Regions from separate parts of the Homo sapiens genome. Here region 1 is linked to region 2. Evidence: read pairs that join two places in POLR2A ChIA-PET (ENCODE). Cell type or tissue: HepG2. All regions are shown on one strand. Each heading gives the region's core, and the rest is flanking DNA. Links, peaks and the distances in the headings are about the cores only.

What was found. ChIA-PET counts read pairs that join two places held together with the same protein. Peaks named below come from ENCODE experiments on the same cell type or tissue, not always from the same donor. Only the 100,000 strongest peaks of a DNase experiment are listed, where the experiment ranks them.
Region 1: POLR2A ChIA-PET joins it to region 2 with 5 read pairs; 2 of 35 experiments call an interaction of 5 or more read pairs at or near these places.

What each region holds. Positions count from the first base shown.
Region 1 is chr9:101,420,125-101,424,524 of GRCh38, reverse strand. ALDOB (aldolase, fructose-bisphosphate B) reads left to right here. Exons shown (of 9, transcript NM_000035.4): 9 at 2,621-3,965. The coding sequence ends at 2,716. Among named protein-coding and RNA genes, the nearest start is that of ALDOB, 13 kb to the left of the region's middle. In HepG2, for the core only: no CTCF peak of the experiment used is centred there; a DNase peak (open chromatin) is centred at 2,624.
Region 2 is chr9:101,369,065-101,373,464 of GRCh38, reverse strand. BAAT (bile acid-CoA:amino acid N-acyltransferase) reads left to right here. Exons shown (of 4, transcript NM_001701.4): 2 at 2,002-2,526. The coding sequence starts at 2,061. It also overlaps the pseudogene FYTTD1P1. Among named protein-coding and RNA genes, the nearest start is that of BAAT, 14 kb to the left of the region's middle. In HepG2, for the core only: no CTCF peak of the experiment used is centred there; no DNase peak of the experiment used is centred there.

The DNA.
Region 1 (4,400 bases), core at 203-4,202, 51 kb before region 2:
CCAAGAAAAGCAGCGATTATATTGTAGGGTGAACCAAGCATTCTGGGAATAAAGACAGAAGAATTTCTTTCTTTCATGTTTATTTGTTTGTTTGTTTGTTTGTTTTGAGATGGAGTGTTACTCTGTCACCCAGGCTGGAGTACAGTGGCACAATCTCGGCTCACTGCAACCTCCACCTCCTGGATTCAAGCAATTCTTCTGCCTCAGCCTCCCAAGTAGCTGGGACTAGAGGCATGCGCCACCATACCTGGCTAATTTCTGTATATTTTAGTAAAGATGGGGTTTCACCATGTTGGCCAGGCTAGTCTCAAACTCCTGACCTCAGGTGATCTGCCCACCTCAACCTCCCAAAGTGCTGAGATTACAGACATGAGCCACCACACCCAGCCGGGTAAACAATTTCAAAGGGCCAATAATAACATGCTATAGAGAGATTCAAAAGAAAGGCCAAGAAAAGACCCTGAGATTGGCATTTAGGAGCATACCAGTGACCCTCACTGAAACAGTTTCAATAAAGAGGAAAGGAAAGGTGCCCACTCAAGAAGTTTTTCAGAAAAAGACCCAGAAAGGTTGCCAGGAGAAATGAGGACCAACAAAGTTTTTATTCAAATAATAACCAAAATTTTTAAAATACGCTTTATGAGCCAAGAACTGGGGTGAACAAATGAGACATAGCCATGTCCTCCAGGAAGCTTGGAGTTTAGCCAAATAGGAGAGAGCTTGGCATGTTTAAATGTAAAGAAAGAGGAGCCAGAGGAGACAGTAAAGATGAGGAGAGTGGGGATAATTGAGTGGAGAAGAACTTAGAGGAGCAGGACTGCATGAGACTCAATATTAAGCATAGGTGGCACAGCTGGTGTAAGACAAAAAGGAGGGAAGAGGCAGAAAAGAGAATACAGTTGGAATCAGCTCTATATAAGTCAAGAGATGTAGCAGTTGATGACTGATTACAGTTGAGGGTATCTGCTGAGAATGATGAAGAAATGGAAATTTCAATACTGACAGTCGGAAAGCGTAGAAAAGCAGTTAAAGGAACTTGCTAGGAAATTGATCGGACGTTATGGCCAGACATAGCCAAGCATCAGGTAATGTGCAGCTGAAATAAGAGTGAGTGTGTGGTAGCTTCATTCCTGAGTTTTCCTAACAGCAGTCTAAAGCATGCAGGAAGATTCAGAACGCAAAATAGCGGGGTAGAAGAGTGAAAGTTTAATAGGAAGGTAGAAGAGTGACAAATTTTACCGATAGCCTCTGTTAGCTTGCTGACCATAGAGGAAGCTAGGCAAGGAATCAAGAGTAGTCAGAAGTGTGGTGATGAGGCCCTAAAGGGAAGGAAGGCCCCAGGGAAGCTAAATCATCATCTCACAGGCATAAGAGAGGTATCAGATTTTCAAAGTAGTGCTTTACCTTGACTGTGGAAAGCAGGGTGCAGCAGTGCTGCTGTGTGGCTGATGGACTGAGGAGACCTAGCTTACATGATGGAGGGATTGTGAAAGCGCAGGTCATCAGGGACATCCACACAGAAGAAGGGAAGCTGAGTTTATCATCAAGGATGGTGCTTCCCAAGCTCCAGTGTGGATCTGAATCACCTGAAGGTGATTTTGGTTTTGTTGTCATGATCTTTTATATTTACACACAATAATTGTATAGATCTGTGGGGTATCTGTGATTTTTTATATATGCATATAATGTATAATGATCAAATCAGGATAATTAGGGTATTCACTCCAAATATTTATTATTTCTTTGGGTTTGGAACATTCCAAATCTTCTCTTCCAGCTATTTTAAAATATGTAATAAATCATTGTTAACTATAGTCATCTTACTGTTGTATCAAACACTAGAACTTATTCCTTCTGCCTAACTGTATTTTTGTACCCATTACCAACCTCTTTTCATTTCCCCTACCCCCACTTGAAGCGCTTGTTAAAAATGCAGATTATGGGTCTCACCCACTGAGTTTCTAATTCAGTAGGTCAGGGGTAAGGCCAGGGAATTTCTATTTTTAACATGTTCCTAAGGGATGCTGGTAGACCATGAAACACAGTTGGAGAACCATTGATGTAAAATGTAGAAATAAGTCCTGGAGAGAACAGACAATAGCAACACTGACTGGAAGAAGTGGTACCACTGAGTGACATTCAAATATTGTCGTAAGTTTCATAATTCTGAATTTATCTTTAACTGGAATGTATACAGGAAAGCAAATGATACTACAATAACTAAATAAAAATTACATATTCTTCTAGACCAATATAGGTAGAAAATGGAAATGTTTTTAAAATAAACATGTTTTTCTTTTGGTATAGTGTACTATACTAGTGAGAAATTTTTCAACTTTAGTTTCTAGTACTGTTGCTGCAATATTGTTGGTACTGAACAGAGATTTCCCCAGTAACTGACACAAACCTCAAGCTTACCAAAGAAATGCTCAGAAAACTGGGATAAAAAGGGGAGATACTTTATAGAAGGGGATGGTATCCCCAGCAATATTCAGCAACATTGCTGTAAAAAGAAGAAAATCTGAGTGAAGGTTTGACTGGTTTCCCATGAGAGGCAGACAGGGTCAAGGTGGGGTCACATTTACTCTAACCAGTCTCCTCTCTCATATTTGTCTTCTAGGCTAACTGCCAGGCGGCCAAAGGACAGTATGTTCACACGGGTTCTTCTGGGGCTGCTTCCACCCAGTCGCTCTTCACAGCCTGCTATACCTACTAGGGTCCAATGCCCGCCAGCCTAGCTCCAGTGCTTCTAGTAGGAGGGCTGAAAGGGAGCAACTTTTCCTCCAATCCTGGAAATTCGACACAATTAGATTTGAACTGCTGGAAATACAACACATGTTAAATCTTAAGTACAAGGGGGAAAAAATAAATCAGTTATTGAAACATAAAAATGAATACCAAGGACCTGATCAAATTTCACACAGCAGTTTCCTTGCAACACTTTCAGCTCCCCATGCTCCAGAATACCCACCCAAGAAAATAATAGGCTTTAAAACAATATCGGCTCCTCATCCAAAGAACAACTGCTGATTGAAACACCTCATTAGCTGAGTGTAGAGAAGTGCATCTTATGAAACAGTCTTAGCAGTGGTAGGTTGGGAAGGAGATAGCTGCAACCAAAAAAGAAATAAATATTCTATAAACCTTCAGCTGCTATCGGGTTTCACTTTTCTGCTCTTGCTGTCCAAAGACTCAGTGTATTTCATTACTTTTGACTCTACTAGACATGACTGGGTTTCAACAGTAAAGGTCTTCAACTCTTGCTAGTCATTGGAATCAAGCCGCAAAATTTTAAAAACTGAGATGCTCAGGCCACACCCCAGCTCAATTAAATCAGAAACCCTAGACTTGGGATCCTCTAACTATTAGATTTCTTAAAGCTCCCTCAGTAATTCCAATGTACAGTCAAGTTTGAGAACTACCAATCTAAATTTCAAGTTTGAGGGTATTTGAAAATTAAAGCCATTCACAATACGAAGCCAGCTAAAAATGTAGAATGATTTTGAGCAACTTGTGGAGTATAATAAGAGAATTAATGTGACTTCAATGCTTGGAGCATTCTTGTTCAAGTGGCCCAGGTTTGGTGAAACAGGACTACCTTGTCATCTGCACGTCCAGGCATATTTCGTAGTTTTGCAGTAAATAATATTCACATAATGATACTGTATTGACTTTCAATTTTCAGAATTAACCTATAGTTACAGCACTTAAGACAACCAGAGTTATAAAAGAGAATTTAAATATTATAACTTTGGACAATATAAAAGTGATGATTTAACTGACAGAAGCTAGGAAATATAAGGGGGAGGAGAAGTGGAAGAAAGCAAAGAGAGTCAGGAATACTACTTAAAACTGATGGGTTAAGAAATAGTGCTTTAATTCTATTTAAGTAATAAAAGAAATGGATGTAAATCATAAAAATATATATCTAAAATTAAAATATTGATGGTAGTATGCTAAATTTCTTACCTTGAATAATACAAAGACAAATGGTATTGTGTAGATTAACAAATGAAGAAACAGAGACTTAACATATTATTTAGAGGAATAAGACAGAATTAGCCAAAGGGGCTTACTCTAAGACCTGGGAGAAAGACCTGGGAGTCAGGGCACAGGAAAGATGACATTTCCTTATTACCTGCCCTCTACAGTATTTGAATATTTATTTCCATGTACTTGTCATTACTTTTCTAAAAACAACTACAGACAGTCATACAAGCAACTCAAGCCTATATGAGAGATCTATTAAGCCCACGGTTTTCATTTTACAGGTGATAAAACCAAGTCCAGAGAAGTAAAATTACTTACTGAGGATCCCACATTTATAGCAGAGCTGAGAGATTAAAATTCAGGTCTTCTGAACTCAAGTCTCTTGCTCAAAAAGTGGATACACAGCCAGA
Region 2 (4,400 bases), core at 297-4,296:
ATTTCATGCTTATATCAAAGAATTAAATCTGATCCTTTAATATCTGATATTTTGCCAGTACTTCTAGTGATAAGGGATTTTTGGAAGTCAGTCACAGAATTTAAAAATAAATTCTAGTCTTTCCTCAGCTATTTGATACTCATCCCTGTTCCTGCAAAAGACATGATCACATTATTTTTTATGGCTATGGGGACAAATAGGCCAAGTACTCATTGCCAAGCATTTTTGTAAGTATGCATGCTTATATTTGGTCCAGAAACAATGCATTCTAGATTGGTTTAGAATTACTGGTAGCTTATTTTACAGCAAGGAAAAGCAGCTGAGCAAGAATTTGCTGTCTTTAGAACAGTTTGTGAAATATGATATAAGGGTGTTTTCATTTCCTATTCCCTATTCTCTCTCTACTCTGCTCCTCTGACCCCATTCATTGAAAGGCAGCTGCCTTATTTTACATGAAGGTGTGCAATGCCTCAGATTTCTTTCAGCTTGCACCCCTGATCTCGGTCTGAGCACATGGTGAAGCTCTACGGAAAGTTGGCAGATAGAGAAAGACTTACTCTGTGGCTACAGTTTCTTGGAATTCTAGTTTATCAAACCAATCCACACATATCCATTAAAAGTACATTAAATTTTCTGTTGATTTCTCCTTATTTTTTTCTGTTGGGTTTATTTTTTGCTGCTTTATCATAATTGTAAATCAGCATGTAGGAGAGAAAACTTTCTGTTTCCTATGGAGCAGCTTGTCACTTGCTGGAGTTCAATTCATGTAGATTCTTTGCATTCTCAGTAATCTAATGAGTTACAAACAAAACAAAAATAAAGACCAAAAAAAAAAAAAAAACCAACAACCCCAAAACTAATTTTGTAGTTTATGCAGATAGTTGTGTTTGTTAGAGAGAGAACAGTGGTAACTCTTGTGGCTTTCTTCACACTAATCAAAAGGAGATGGGCATTTCTTAATTTTTAAAAGGTTACAAAAAGCTCAGCAAGACTTTTATGTACCTGAATGGCCTGTCAGCTTCTAGTTTTGCTTTCCTTTGGGTAAATCCTAAGTACAAAGCTATGGATGTTTTTTCTCTAAAGAGCAATACACACACCACCCCTTTTGTTCTTTCCAAAGATTTTATTCTCATTCTTTTGAGAAGATCCTTCTGGGTTTTTTTTTTTTTTAACTTTCATTTTAGGATCGGGGGTATATGTGCAGGATTGTTACATAGGTATATTGTGTGATGATGCTGAGGTGAACCTGTCACCCTGATATTAAGTACCCAATAGGTAGTTTTTCAGCCCTTGCCCCCATCCCTCTCTCTGTCCTCTTGCAGTCCCCAGTGTCTTCTGTTCCCAATGTCCGTGTGTACCCAATGTTTAGCTCCCACTTATAATTGAGAACATGAGGTATTTGGTTATCTGTTTCTTCATTAGTTCACTTAGGGAAATGGCCTTTAGCTGCATCCATGTTGCTGCAAAGGACATGGTTTCATTTTTTCATGGCTGTATAGTATTCCTATTCCATGATCCCTCTATTTTTTTATGTTCTGTTGCAGGTAAACTCTTGGATGCAAGGCATTCTGTTTCCAGGACTTGAGGAAGGGATTAGCGTGAAGTCAAATGTCTCATATATATATAAACGTTCAATAAATAACCATATTTTCAAACCCACATCTTATTTTTATCCTCCATTGTACCTGATTTCTTTTAAAGGTTCTGTATAACAGATTGTGTTATCTTCCTAGATGTATTGATACCATTCATGCATATTTTGGCTGCTGCTTCTTTAACAGTGGTTCATTATTGTTATAAAATTTGTCAGCTTGCTTACTGTCTTCTGGAAATTCATTGAAAGCTCTCAGGTGTCTTGTACTAGAAGACTATATCAGGAAGTTTCTAAAGAACTAGAGGGTTAGAACTGACTCCTAAGTGGTCTGACTGCTGATTCAATTCACCTTTCATCAACCCTTATCTCTACTTTATTTTACTGCTCCTCTTTCTTTCTTTTTTGAGGTTTTGAGGTTTTGCTGAAGATATTCCTGAAGAATCATCCCAGGTGCCACACTAAAAAAATGATCCAGTTGACAGCTACCCCTGTGAGTGCACTTGTTGATGAGCCAGTGCATATCCGAGCTACAGGCCTGATTCCCTTTCAGATGGTGAGTTTTCAGGCATCACTGGAAGATGAAAACGGAGACATGTTTTATTCTCAAGCCCACTATAGGGCCAATGAATTCGGTGAGGTGGACCTGAATCATGCTTCTTCACTTGGAGGGGATTATATGGGAGTCCACCCCATGGGTCTCTTCTGGTCTCTGAAACCTGAAAAGCTATTAACAAGACTGTTGAAAAGAGATGTGATGAATAGGCCTTTCCAGGTCCAAGTAAAACTTTATGACTTAGAGTTAATAGTGAACAATAAAGTTGCCAGTGCTCCAAAGGCCAGCCTGACTTTGGAGAGGTGGTATGTGGCACCTGGTGTCACACGAATTAAGGTTCGAGAAGGCCGCCTTCGAGGAGCTCTCTTTCTCCCTCCAGGTGAGTAGAATTACTCTGCTTATTGTTATTCTTGTTTTTCCACTTTAAATACATTATCCGTCTAGAAATTTAGCTTGAATAGCTTGTAGAATTACTCTGGTTATTGTTATTATTGTTTTTCCACCTTAAATGCATTATCCCTCCAGAAATTTAACTTGAATATGGATAATACCTAGAGCACTGCTTCCTGCCTTACAATCAATGTTAACCTTGGGTCTGAACAAGAATGTGGTAATATTCTACTCCAGCTCAAGTTTCATCTCAACAATTCTGAAGCTTGTCTAAGAATGTGACTACATATAGTTTATGTAGTCCCTACATTATGGGCTTTACATAGCTTTGGATTTATGCTAAATTTTTCTGCACTGAAGCCAAGATGGGAGGATTAATAGAGGCCAACAGTTCAAGACCAGCCTGGGCAACATAGCCAAACTCTTTCTCTATAAATACTAAAAAATTAGCTGGGTGTGGTAGCAGGCACCTGTAGTCCCAGCTACTCAGCAGGGGCTGAGGAGGAAAGATCTCTTGAGCCTCGGAGATTGAGGCTGCAGTGAGCCATGTTCCTGATACTGCACTCCAGCCTGGGTGACAAAGCAAAAAAAAAAAAAAAAAAAAAAAGGATAATGCATGCAAAATGCTTATCATAGAACCTGGCAATACTAAGCACTCAAAGATGAACAAATGTTAGACAAAACTTTCTATGATCTGACTTCTGCATACTTCTTCAGCCTTATCTTATAGCTCTAATCTTATAGCTATATGAAGACCCTCATCTTGATGTGATGGAAACCATATCCCAGATCCTTGTACAGGCTCTGTCAGGTTGAGTTTCAGTTTAGGCATGGGTTATTACCTTGTTGCCACAACAAGCTGGAGATAAGATGGACTGAAAGATTGCAGCAAATATAGAGGATGCAAGAAACTTTGTAACCTCTAGCTTCATAAATATTACATATTTATAGACTATTCCATGAATCTAATAATATAGCATGCTTCCTAATGGCTATAAAACTTATCAGAACGCTCATAGTTTCCCACAGAAATCTCCAAATACCAATAAATAAGTGGTTTAAACATGTTTTGGTACATTTCTCAGAGTTTATTGTGGGGCCAAATAAAGCAAAGTTAATTTCTCAGAAGAAAAAAAAGCAATAAAAGCTTTCCTTTCCAAATTCACCATAACCCATGTACTTGTTCGGATAAATTTGAGTTTTTAAAATACCCAGTAAATAGCATATAGACCACTTTATTATGTATAGGGACCAAGAATTAAATGGCACAAATTGCTGTGCCTCTATTATCCCACCCCAGTTAAAAATCTGCTTATTGGTACAGGCCTTCCATCTTGGGATGATGTGCTGGTTTAGGGTGTGCTGTTTGTGAATCCTCTTGAACACTGCATGTGCTGGGTCTCCCGCTTCAAGTGTGTTTTCTATCGGGGGAACAAAAGAGAGCTGAGTTGTGTGAGGTTATAAGGAGGTTGAGTCAGATCACAAATATTTCATGACTGTAACATTCTTCCAAGATAAAAGACTCAGTACTTTTAAGTGTTCCCCCATTCTTGTCAATCAGATGGTAAAAACATCCTTATTCATTTATGCAAATGATAATTTAAAACTAAGATATATTCAACTTCACTTTATTTATTATTTATTCATTGTACTTAATTATAGTAATTTTTAAAAATTCCCAATACTCCTTTAAATCAAGCCACTTCTTTCAAATATGGATGGGATCACTCTGTCTTAGTTAAAACCACTTATAAAAGAATAGAATATCCCTAATAAGTGCATCGTAAGTTTCTTTCAGTGTGTGGGCTCTGCTTTATTTTGGAAAAAAGCTGCCTATACAGAGTGACTGTAGAATGATACTCT